2 separate regions of the Homo sapiens genome follow, and region 1 is linked to region 2. A link is a contact called in ENCODE Hi-C or POLR2A ChIA-PET data. All regions are on one chromosome and are shown on one strand. Each heading gives the region's core, a stretch centred on a gene start or an enhancer-like site at or near the end of the contact. The rest is flanking DNA. Distances are from core to core; before and after follow the strand shown.

Evidence for each region. A loop is a pair of places that touch in the nucleus more often than their neighbours do. ChIA-PET counts read pairs that join two places held with the same protein, here RNA polymerase II (POLR2A). Pooled maps may share reads with other maps.
Region 1: a loop to region 2 is called in a map of tibial artery, with 2.8 times the contacts of the local background. The contact joins two enhancer-like sites. A Hi-C loop is called at or near these places in 4 of 168 maps with a recorded cell type or tissue (CD4-positive, alpha-beta T cell, aorta, naive thymus-derived CD4-positive, alpha-beta T cell and 1 more), 3 of 37 single-sample maps with no recorded cell type and 11 of 50 pooled maps. POLR2A ChIA-PET finds 5 or more read pairs at or near these places in 2 of 52 experiments (CD4-positive, alpha-beta T cell and common myeloid progenitor, CD34-positive).

What each region holds. Positions count from the first base shown.
Region 1 is chr3:71,025,214-71,030,784 of GRCh38, reverse strand. All of the region lies in intron 11 of FOXP1 (forkhead box P1), which reads left to right. Among named protein-coding and RNA genes, the nearest start is that of FOXP1-AS1, 260 kb to the left of the region's middle. Within about 2 kb of position 3,569, at least 2 of the 41 ENCODE cell types and tissues checked have a DNase peak (open chromatin) inside an H3K27ac peak, as active enhancers do.
Region 2 is chr3:71,308,576-71,313,825 of GRCh38, reverse strand. The region is part of intron 4 of FOXP1 (forkhead box P1); the gene reads left to right. Among named protein-coding and RNA genes, the nearest start is that of FOXP1-AS1, 21 kb to the right of the region's middle. Within about 2 kb of position 3,282, at least 11 of the 41 ENCODE cell types and tissues checked have a DNase peak (open chromatin) inside an H3K27ac peak, as active enhancers do.

The sequences.
Region 1 (5,571 bases), core at 2,320-4,819, 280 kb after region 2:
ATAATCCAGTGGCGTTTGAATAAATTAGAGGACTGTACAGACAGAAATAAAAAGAAACTCAACAAGGATAAATGGGAAGTTGTCCAAAGTGCAAGAAAAAATGTGTTCCTCAGTGGGACAGAAGTCACAGGACACTTCCAAGGTATATCCATTCAACCAAACTTACCAAGCTCAAACCACAGGCCAGGTGTGGTCCTAGTGTGGGAATGTAGCTGTGAGCTCCACAGCCTGTCCTCAGGGAGCTGACACTGCAGTAGAAGGGAAATAGAACAAACAAATCATTTACACAAGAACGGTTAAGTTCTGGAAACAGAAAAAGTAGGAAAGGGAGTAAGTATTATTTGTGGGGCTGAGGTTACTGTTGGGGTAAGTTGGTCTGGCAAAGCCTGTAGGTGGCCCTGGAACAAACGTGAATAAGAAAGGGAAGACCCCCTCCAATCTAAGGGCACATCAGAAGCAAAGGCCCTGAAGCAGAGGCAGGCATAGAAGATATTTGGCTGCGTTATGGACCATACTGGTTTCATGTCAGGCCACTGTGTTGTTTGGTGGTATTTAGCCTCCTATCAGAACCCAACATGATTATCACAAAGTAGGTGTTTAATAAAATCTGCTGAATTAAAGGTAGAGAAGGGTTTAACCTAGTTAACCCAGTTTAACCTCAAAGACTGGACTGAAGAATGCAGGCTGCTCTACTTAAGTTACTTGAGCTTGGTGTGCCTCAGTTTCCCACCCCTGAATCGGGTATGCTACCAGCCCTTACCTCGTCTTAGATCAAATTGTGAGGATTAAATGAGTTAATATATGTTTTAGTTGCTGAGCACATAGTAGGTCCTCAATAAATATTAACTTATTGTTAATTATTATTAAAGCTATTTATTCATTCATACCACACGTATTGAGCATGTATTATATAATAACTCTGTAGATTCTGGGAATTAAAAGATGACCACAATGTAGTTCTTCCCCTTCAGGAACTCACAGCTAATCAGAAAAACAAACATAGAAACAGACACTTGAAAGTCAATGTATTATTAATAACTATGGTGATAGAAGTATATGCAAAACGTAACAGAGGGCATGACTTGTTAAAAATGGGCCCAGCGTGGTGGCTGATGCCTACAATCCCAGCACTTTGGGAGGCCGAGGCGGGTGGATCACTTGAGGCCAGGAGTTTGAGACCAGCCTGGGCAATATAGTGAGACCCTGTCTCTACAAAAAATATAAAAATTAGCTGAGCATGATGGTGCATGCCTATAATCCCAGCTACTCAGGAGACTGAGGCACAAGAATCACTTGAACCCGGGAGGTAGAGGTTGCAGTGAGCCGAGATCACACCACTGCACTCCAGCCTGGGTGACAGAGCAAGACTCTGTCTCAAAAAAATAAAAAAAAAAGAGCACTAGTGGAACATCATAGTGTGTGTATGTTCCCCCTACATCTGCCTCACATGAGATTTTCTAACACAATGAATGCTGTAAGGGAAAGGTTTTAACTCTCTTGTCCATTGCCACATCCCCATCACCCAGCACAAGCCAGCCTGGCATATAGTAGGCCCTAAATTTCATTGCAGAGACTACATGAAATGTTCAGAAGAAAGTGAACTAATGAGATGTCAAAGGTCAAGAACCCATTAAGAGTACTTCTATACTTGCCACTCTTTGGCCACAGGTGCTGTAAGACAGGGGTCCCCAAACCCCAGTTCACAGACTGGTACTGGTCTATGGTCTGTTAGGAATTAGGGCACACGGCAGGAGGTGAGGCACGTGAGTGAGTGAAGTTCCATCTGTATTTACAGCCGCTCCCCATCGCTCACATTACCACCTGAGCTTCGCCTCCTATCAGATCAGCGAGGCATTAGATTCTCACAGGAGCGTGAATCCTATTGTGAACCACACATGCAAGGAATCTAGGTTGTGTGCTCCTTATGAGAATCTAATGCCCAATGATCTGTCACTGTCTCCCATTACCCCCACATGGGACTGTCTATATTTGTAGGAAAATAAGCTCGGGGCTCCCAACTGATTCTACGTTAGGGTGAGTTGTAAAATTATTTCATTATATGTTACAATGTAATAATAATAGAAATAAATGCATGATAAATATTATGTGCTTGAATCATCCCGAAACTATTCCCTGCCCCCCAGTTCCTGGAAAAATTGTCTTCCATGAAACCAGTCCCTGGTGCCAAAAAGGTTGGCGAGCACTTCTGTAAGAGAACCTGGTTAGCTGTTGTCGATACCTGTAGCTGCTCCAAACCATGAGAAAACTTAAGTTTCTGCTACAAGTACATCTCAATCTTTAGCTTGCCTCAGAATCCCCCTGGAGGAATGGCTAAAATACAGGCTACTGGGCCCCACCCTTAGTGTTTCTGATTCAGTAAATTGGGGTGGGGCCCCCACATTTGCATCTTTTACAAGTTCCAGACCCGTACTCTGAGAACCACTGCCTTACAACGTCCCCACCTGGTATCCTTATGGTGTGGCATTCTACCGAAGTTCAAAGTGACGGATAAGTGATCTGGATTACCATTACTTAGGAAAATACAGGTTTCAGAGCCAAGACTCAACATTTCAGAGAGAAAAATTCTCAAGACTGTGGCCCAATATAAGCTATTTTATGGAGCAAAATTTAAAAAAAAAATTTCAATTTTGGCCTTAATTTCATTCATCAGGGCTCTGGTTTTGTCTTCCTAGATTTTTTGTGTGTGTGCTTCGGTTCTCTGCTCTCACTCTATTCCTTTCATCACCTGAGCTCCTACTGATACGTTAAGGCCCAGATCAAATGTTACAGTACTTTATGTTCCAGCCATCTGTTCAGTTATCACTGTCTCCCCAACTAGAGAATTGGGTAGAACTCTTTCCGAGGATGAGAACTTACTTAAAGTTGCAGTCAATGCCAGTGACCACCAAACTTGATTTTTTACCCATCAGTATAAAAGTGTTGAATGTGTACCCCTACTAAGTATGTTTATTAATTATATACATGTTTCTAATATATATTCCTTATGTTATAAAAATTGGTGGCTAAGAGGGTGAGAAATGTATATATACATTTTCAAGTTCTAATATTAATATGTGTATACAGAAATCTTAATATTGTGACTCATATATGTAATATCAAATCTTAAATATATGATGTAGGTCATATGCATCCCAGTTTTGGAGACTGATCTAAGAACCTAACATGATTATCACAAAGTAGGTGTTTAATTAAATCTGCTGAATTAAATGTAGAGAAGAATTTAACCCAGTGAATGTTAATGAGGCATCTTGTGCTATAGAGAAATAAATGTAATTACATAAAGTAGGGAGTAATTCTAAGGAAATACATAAGCAAGTGCCTGATAGTTTTGAGCCATTTTGTATCTTTGGCTAACTTGTCCCTTCATCTCCTGCTTTCTGGTCTGGCCCTTGTGTATGGTTCTGCTTTTGAAGTATGATGTAACTCTTAGAAATCTTTTGCTGACTTCCATAGCATACTGGGGAGGGGAAGAAAATAAGAATTAATATTGGAACTTTGTTTACGGTCGTTGGTTTTTTTGGGTGTCATTGGTTCCTCTAACATATGGACAAGGTTCCACATAGACCTTGTGACTCACCAGTGCAAACACACTTGCATTGACATAATGAGAATGCCTGCCTAATGGTGTTAATAACTTTTGGATTAGTGATCCCTATGTCTGTATTGACACAGTTGCTCACACCACTTTTTGGAAAGCATTCTGTTTTCTTAACGAGATCCCAGTGTTAATACTGCCAGTGGTAAACTTTTAGTTACAAACTCAGAATAGCCCTTACTGGTGTCAGAAACAAAAGATGGACCTCTGCCTCTTGTTGTTCTTTTCCTTTATTTATTCCTTCACTCATCACCTTGCAAATACAGGCATTTTGTGCTTGTCATCACCTGCTCTGTTTGCGATTGCATTGTGATCCAAGCACACCAACCAGCCTCCAGTACTACAGCTCTGATTCTCTGCTCCGTTCTCCTGCTATGCCACATAAATACTCCTGGCATCTGGGAATCAAGATGGCACATTTTGCCCAGTGTGGCTGGAAAGGGGGGAGATAGGGGAGATTGGTGACATGGTTAGTGATGAAAATAACTGCCAGACTTACTACCTTTCGTGGCACCTAGCCTCAGGTTCTTACCATTGGTAAAGCAGCCAGTTGCTGGTCACATAGATAGCTTACAAATGAGATGCCCTTAAATCTGGAGGAAGAAGCTCTAGTCCTAAAAGCATCAGACACACTACACTGTGCTGTTGGGGCCTTTGTGGGTCTTTGACCCCTAAGTCCAGAACGACCGTGAGGCTCTGCCATCCCCTGTGAAAATTCAAATTAAAGTACGTCTTCAGAGACTTGCTACTTTGTCAGTGTCAACCTGCGAAGTTAACCCAGCTACAGACTGGATCCTCAAGGACTACTTTATGAGCTTTTACTTTTCCAAACTTGAGTCGTTTGAATATGCGCCCCATTGTTGTGAGGTTTGCCCTGTCTGCTTATGTGATTATTTGTATTATTTTCTTTAAATCAAGTCATTTCTTAAATAAAATGAGCCTCATTCTAAGAAATGATATCTGTGAAATCAGAAGTTGGAGACACTAGATATATTTTAGTCCATTACAAATTAAGATACATCTGCAAATCTTCAAAGTATGCTTTCTTGCTCCATTTGACATTGTGTGGACCCCACTGAGTGTGTGCATATTATGAGTTGGTATGTTTTCATAGGTTTTTCTCATTTTTCAGAGGGAAGGGACCTTGACTGAATATGGTACTGTGCCAAGTGCATGGAAACCCTGCCTTCCTAGTATACCCTAATTTCTTAGAAAAATTCAAGACTGTCACTTAACCTTCCTAAAAAGTTGATTGTGACTCTGCTTTTCCTCACATACATCCTCAGGGATATGAACCAGGCTTAGAAGATACTTAAAGCAGACCTAGAGTTTGGGGACTGTGAAGTTTTCAAACTCATTGATTCAGTAGTTTACTCTGGGATAATCTTGATCAGTGTAATATCTGGTAAACATTAATCACTGACCATATCACCCAACAGATCTGTGCTGATGTAAAATTGGTGTTTGTTAAACAGAAACAGAAAGTGACCTTTTCCCTGTGCTAACTTCCTTCAGCCTTACCTGTTTTGTTACGTTTAAAAAACAAAAAAGAAATACAGCCTTGCATTAATTTTTAAATAATTTTGAGCCAGCAAGCATTTCTGTGAGTTTGCAACAATTACTTGGGGAGGTTGCCCAGTGCCACCCCCTTACATATTTATCTATGTCCATCCATCTTGTTATAAAGAGGGCATCCTTGTGACTGTTTCTTTAAGCATAGACATTTTTAGGTCAGATACAGATCAGGGAACACCCAAGATCCTTGGTACTCATGTTATGGTCCATGGCCCAGCAGCTCTGGGGGCTTACTCCACATGCATAGTCGTGCGCCACCCCACCACCCAGAACCACCGAATCGGATTTATATCTGTAATAAAGTTCGAGAAGCACTACTCTAGGAATAGCAATGGGAAAGGAAGGTTGTATGCCCTTTTCCCCAGACACAGTTTTTATAG
Region 2 (5,250 bases), core at 2,033-4,532:
CGACCGGGCACGGTGGCTCATGCCTGTAATCCCAGCACTTTGGGAGGCCGAGGTGGGCGGATCACGAGGTCAGGAGATCGAGACCATCCTGGCTAACACGGTGAAACCCCGTCTCTACTAAAAATACAAAAAATTAGCCGGGCATGGTGGCTGGTGCCTGTAGTCCCAGCTAATCGGGAGGCTGAGGCAGGAGAATGGCGGGAACCCGGGAGGCGGAGCTTGCAGTGAGCAGAGATAGCGCCACTGCACTCCAGCCTGGGCGAGAGTGCGAGACTGTCTCAAAAAAAAAAAGAAAAAGAAATGCAGATACTCGATCTGTACAACCTCAGCCTTGCCTTTATAAAAATTCTTTCCTAACTTTCAAAACTTGTTTGTTTTTGTTGTTTTTGATAGCCTGTTTTCAGCCAATGAATAGGTAGATAACAATCACTTGCAGCCTGTTGTACTGCTTTTTAAATAATTAGCTTGGCCGGGCGCAGTGGCTCACGCCTGTAATCCCAGCACTTTGGGAGGCAGAGGCGGACGGATCATGAGGTCAGGAGATCGAGACCATCCTGGCTAACACAGTGAAACCCCGTCTCTACTAAAAATACCAAAAATTAGCTGGGCGTGGTGGCGGGCGCCTGTATTCCTAGCTACTCGGGAGGCTGAGGCAGGAGAATGGCATGAATCCGGGAGGCGGAGCTTGCAGTGAGCCGAGATTGCGCCACTGCACTCCAGTGTGGGTGGCACAGCGAGACTCCATCTCAAAAAAAAAAAAAAAAAAAAGAATTAAAGTTTCATTGTGATTGTGCAATTGTACAAAGACATTCCCTTATTTTATTTTATTATTTTTGAGACAGGGTTTCACTCTGTCACCCAGGCTGGAGTGCAGTGGCACGATCTCAGCTCACTGCAACCTCTTCCTGCCTGGTTCAAACAATTCTTCCACCTCAGCCTCCTGAGTACCTGGGACTACAGGCAAGCACCACCATGCCCAGCTAATTTTTTTTTGTATTTTTTGGTAGAGATAAGGTTTCACCGTGTTGGCCAGGCTGGCCTCGAACTCCTGACCTCAAGTGTGATCACCTGCCTTGGCCTCCCAGAGTGCTGGATTTACAGGTATGAGCCACCGTGCCTGGCCTATTCCCCCATTATTAAACAGTGTCTCACTTTATTGCCCAGGCTATTGTGCGGCAGCACCATGCTAGCTCACTGCAGCCTTGAATTCCTGGGCTCAAGCAATCGTCCTGCCTCACCCTCCTTAATAGCTGGCATTGCAGGTGTGAGCCACTGAGCCTAGCTTATTCTCTCATTTTTAAAGTAATTTCAAATAGCAGAAGCAGGGAAGGAGAGGCATTTTAGGAGTTCATCTTTCTGGTCCACCTTTAATGAAGTAAGCAGCTCCTTCCAAGGGGAGCTTGAAGCCTGAATTCTTCGTAGTGAACACAGTACTCTTTTCAGAAACTTATACTTAGCTTAAAAAAATTATCTATACCTCCACCCTGCTGCCTTATATGATAGAAAAGGAGATGAGTTCAGCAACAGCTTCCTCTAGCACACTTGATTACCTTTCTTTCGCTGAAGTCCAGATGCTGAGCTTGTTGAACTCATCTGCCTTGTTCAGCCGTTCTTGTTTTAGGAGTGTTAACGTTCTTTTTGGGAAAGAAGCAGCATATGCGTACACCCTTGCCAGGCTTCCATTAAGTGTCCCTTCACCTTTAGCAAGCCCTTGGTGGACTCAGGGGAGCTTTATAGTTATTATTAACATAACAGCCTGTAAGTTGGGCTTCTTTCTAGTGAAGGAGCCAAGAGGGAGGGCCCCGCCTGGTTTTAAATTACGTAGGCTTTTCTAAATGTGTTTCTAATGGGAGCTAGAGAGGTGGTGAGCTTTGGGGAAGCCTCGCCTTGGGTCATAGTTGAGTGTAGAAGGGAGCTGGGATCTGCAGATATCAGGGAATTTAGGAAGAGAGGCATGGGAAAGGAAATGGGATGGAAAGGTGCCAGGAAAAGTTGCCTCATCATTTCCCACTTTGGTGGTGGCCAAAAGGTAAGTTTCTACTTTGAGATCACTCTCAGGCCCTGTGGGCACAGAGCTGCCAAGTTTCTCAGTTTAAGGACTAATAAAGTTGGGATGTGGGTAATTCTGGGAGACTGGGTAGTTTGAAGGGAAGGATTGTTGGAGGTCTTTCCAGCTATACTGACAATGTACATGGGTTCATTCTTGAGATGAGCGTGTCCATAATAAAATCTAGCTGTAGAGCCATTCAAGGACTTCTCTGTGTGCACGAGCATGCTAGCCATTTTACGTACAACAGTAGGAACAGAGTAGCTGGAGTAAGATACAGGAATGTTTTTGTTCCACTCATACACTGATTAGTGTTATTCACTCATTCTGTATTTACTGAACACCTACCCTGCGTAGCCACTGCTCTGTACTGGGATACAGCAAGCAAGAGGCCTGCACACTGGCTCATGCCTGTAATCCCAGCACTTTGGGAGGCAAAGGCAGGATGATCACTTGAACCCAGGAATTCGACACCAGCCTGGGCAACATAGTGAGACCTTGTCCCTACAAAAAATTGAAAAAACTAGTGAGGCATGGTGGCACGTGCCTCTAGACCCAGCTACTCAGGAGGCTGAGGTGGGAGAACCGCTTGAGTCTAGTAGTTAGTTCCAGGCTGCAGTGAGTCATGATCGTGCCACTGCACTGCACTCCAGCTTGGGCAACAGAGTGAGACCATGTCTCAAAAACAAAAAACAAACAAACAAAAAAAAGTGGGAGGGGGATGCAAATCAGATAAAATCCCTGCCTTCATGGAGTATATGTTCTGATATTTTTGTCATAAACTGAAATTAATACGACTTATCTGTTGCCTAAACTTTTTGCCCAGAACAACCAAACAGAATCAGTTCAGCTGCAGTGGGAACCGCCAAGAGCCAGATGTGGCCATGAGAGGAATATCTTTGAGAGCCTGTCATCTGGCTCCAGCTGTGTTAACCTAGGCCTGGTAGGCAGCCATGAGTTGTGTCTGCCAACTGGTGGCCAGACACTAGTGCAGGCTTAAACAATTAGCAGAATTCCTCATCCGGTGGCTGGATTCACTGTGTGTGTCCTACAGACGATCGCTGCTGTCCAAACCAGGGGACTCTGGGCAGAAACGCCCAGAAGAGAACCAAAAGTTAGCCCCTTGAGAAACCAGTCAAAGTCTCATCCCGGAACATGGAGAGGGAGGCAGGAATCGGGGAAGACCAGCAACAGTGAGAAAACAGAAGTAAACCAGACGTGGCCCTCTGCCTGGCAGACCTTAATTCTGACTGAGAACTCTTGCCTGATAGAGAACGTCTGCCTCCAGCATGCCCCTGCAGAAAAGCAAAGAGTAGAGTTTGCCTGTGAAGAAATTTTTTTTCAGTTATTTTTTACATTGTTGCCCTTTGGTGAGAATCATTTATGATGCTTTATTGGTTTTACCCAAACTGAGATTTCCATGAAAAGTATTCATTCCCACCTTTTGGAAGCAATTAGATCCCCACAAACAGGCTATAACTTTCAAATGTCTGTTATATCTGCCTTCAAAAATAAGTATATAAGTAAATAAAATGCTTCAGCCTGCCTGCATGTGGAAGATTTTTTATAAACTGTAGAGTTGCTGGTTTCATGTACCAGGCAAGTCCTGCTAGCACACGGGAAAATAATAGATTCTGATCATCCATTGTCCAGCATGTTTCTAATACCACAGTAGTTGCTCAGTAAATGTTTGTAGACTGAGCTGAATAAGGAAAAATTCCAGTGAATGTGCTGACTTGCAAGAATGGTAATTAAAAATTAGTGCAGTCATTTCAAATCATAAGTTGGGGAAACAACCCACCATTTAGTGCCCCCCAAAAGTAAAAGTTCTAATTGGAATAAGCTTAGGATTTTTTTTTATGTCCACATCTAAAGTCTGATGATAACAGAAAGCACAAGATGGCAGAGATTAAGGTTTTCAGGGAGACTTCTCTTGAGGCTGAACAGATATGTCCATGTGAGAACATTTTTATCATGGTGAGGTTCTTGGTGGTCTTTCAAAGAAGTCCCACTCTGAACAGATAACGACAACAAAATCATTGAAGTGGGGAAAATTCAAAAGATGCTAGTTTGTGTGTCAAAATCAACTTTTGCATTCTAACTGCATTGTGTAAATTTGCTGTGCAGGAAACATAAGTGAAGCCATTTGGTTTTGTGGCATTGGTGTGGGTTGGCTCAGGGGGTGGGGATAAGGTTGAGGCATTGATATAGTAAGAGGAGAGCCAGATGGTTGTATTACACATCTTTTGTGTTCTTGTTTGCTTCTTAAAGCAGTTGCAGAATTTTGCCCTTGGCGATATTTTCTTCGTGCCTGTGTGTTCTGCTATGAATTTACTTTTGTCAGAGTACTTTGAAAGAAAAGCCTTGCTCAGAAAAAAAAAAAAAATTACGTTATAAACTTGTGAAGTCAACAGTGTGTTCATAAAAATATTTTTTAAATGTTAAGTATGTTAGTAAATAGTTGAGAGAATCAGCTTTTCTTTTTTCTTAGCGCAGTGATTTCGACCATATTTTATATTAATTCAGGGAAAGAATTTTTGCAAAATTATGAATGTGCAATTGGTGATGGATGGATGGATCGAGATGGATAGATGAGGAGACAGACACATGGAACAGATACATTGTTATTCCAGTAAGGATGAGGCCTATCTGATTAGAGATTTAACTTTTTCCATTACTTACAGCAAGCCCTCAGGTTGTGGTTAACCTCTTGTGTTTTATCAGCAAGCGTAACTTGGTAGTAAGTTGAGTGAGAGTGGGTTAGGGTAGGTTGGTGAGTTTTCGTTGACATTTGGTAGAATTGCTGTTACACCACCATTGAAATTTATATTTATTCCCTACTAAAAGGAAATTCTATTTTGCAGTCACCAGTGGCAAGGGATATTTAAGATGTTCTAATGCATGTAAGGGGTGATATTTTATCACCGAATGCTTTTAATAAAGAGTTGCTTTGGAGCTGTCCCCCCTCACCCACACACACACACACACACACACACACACACACACACACACACACACACACACACACATTGTGGTAGAATGCTTCATAATAATTTAATGTCCTTTTTACAGTTCCAGTTTATTTTTTTTTCCTTTGCTCAAATCAGAGAAGAGCAAATATGTAGGATCCTTGGGCGACAGTTTATTCTCCTGTTGTGCACAGATTTCCAGTTTTAGTTGGAACCTGCAGTCCCTGATGAGAA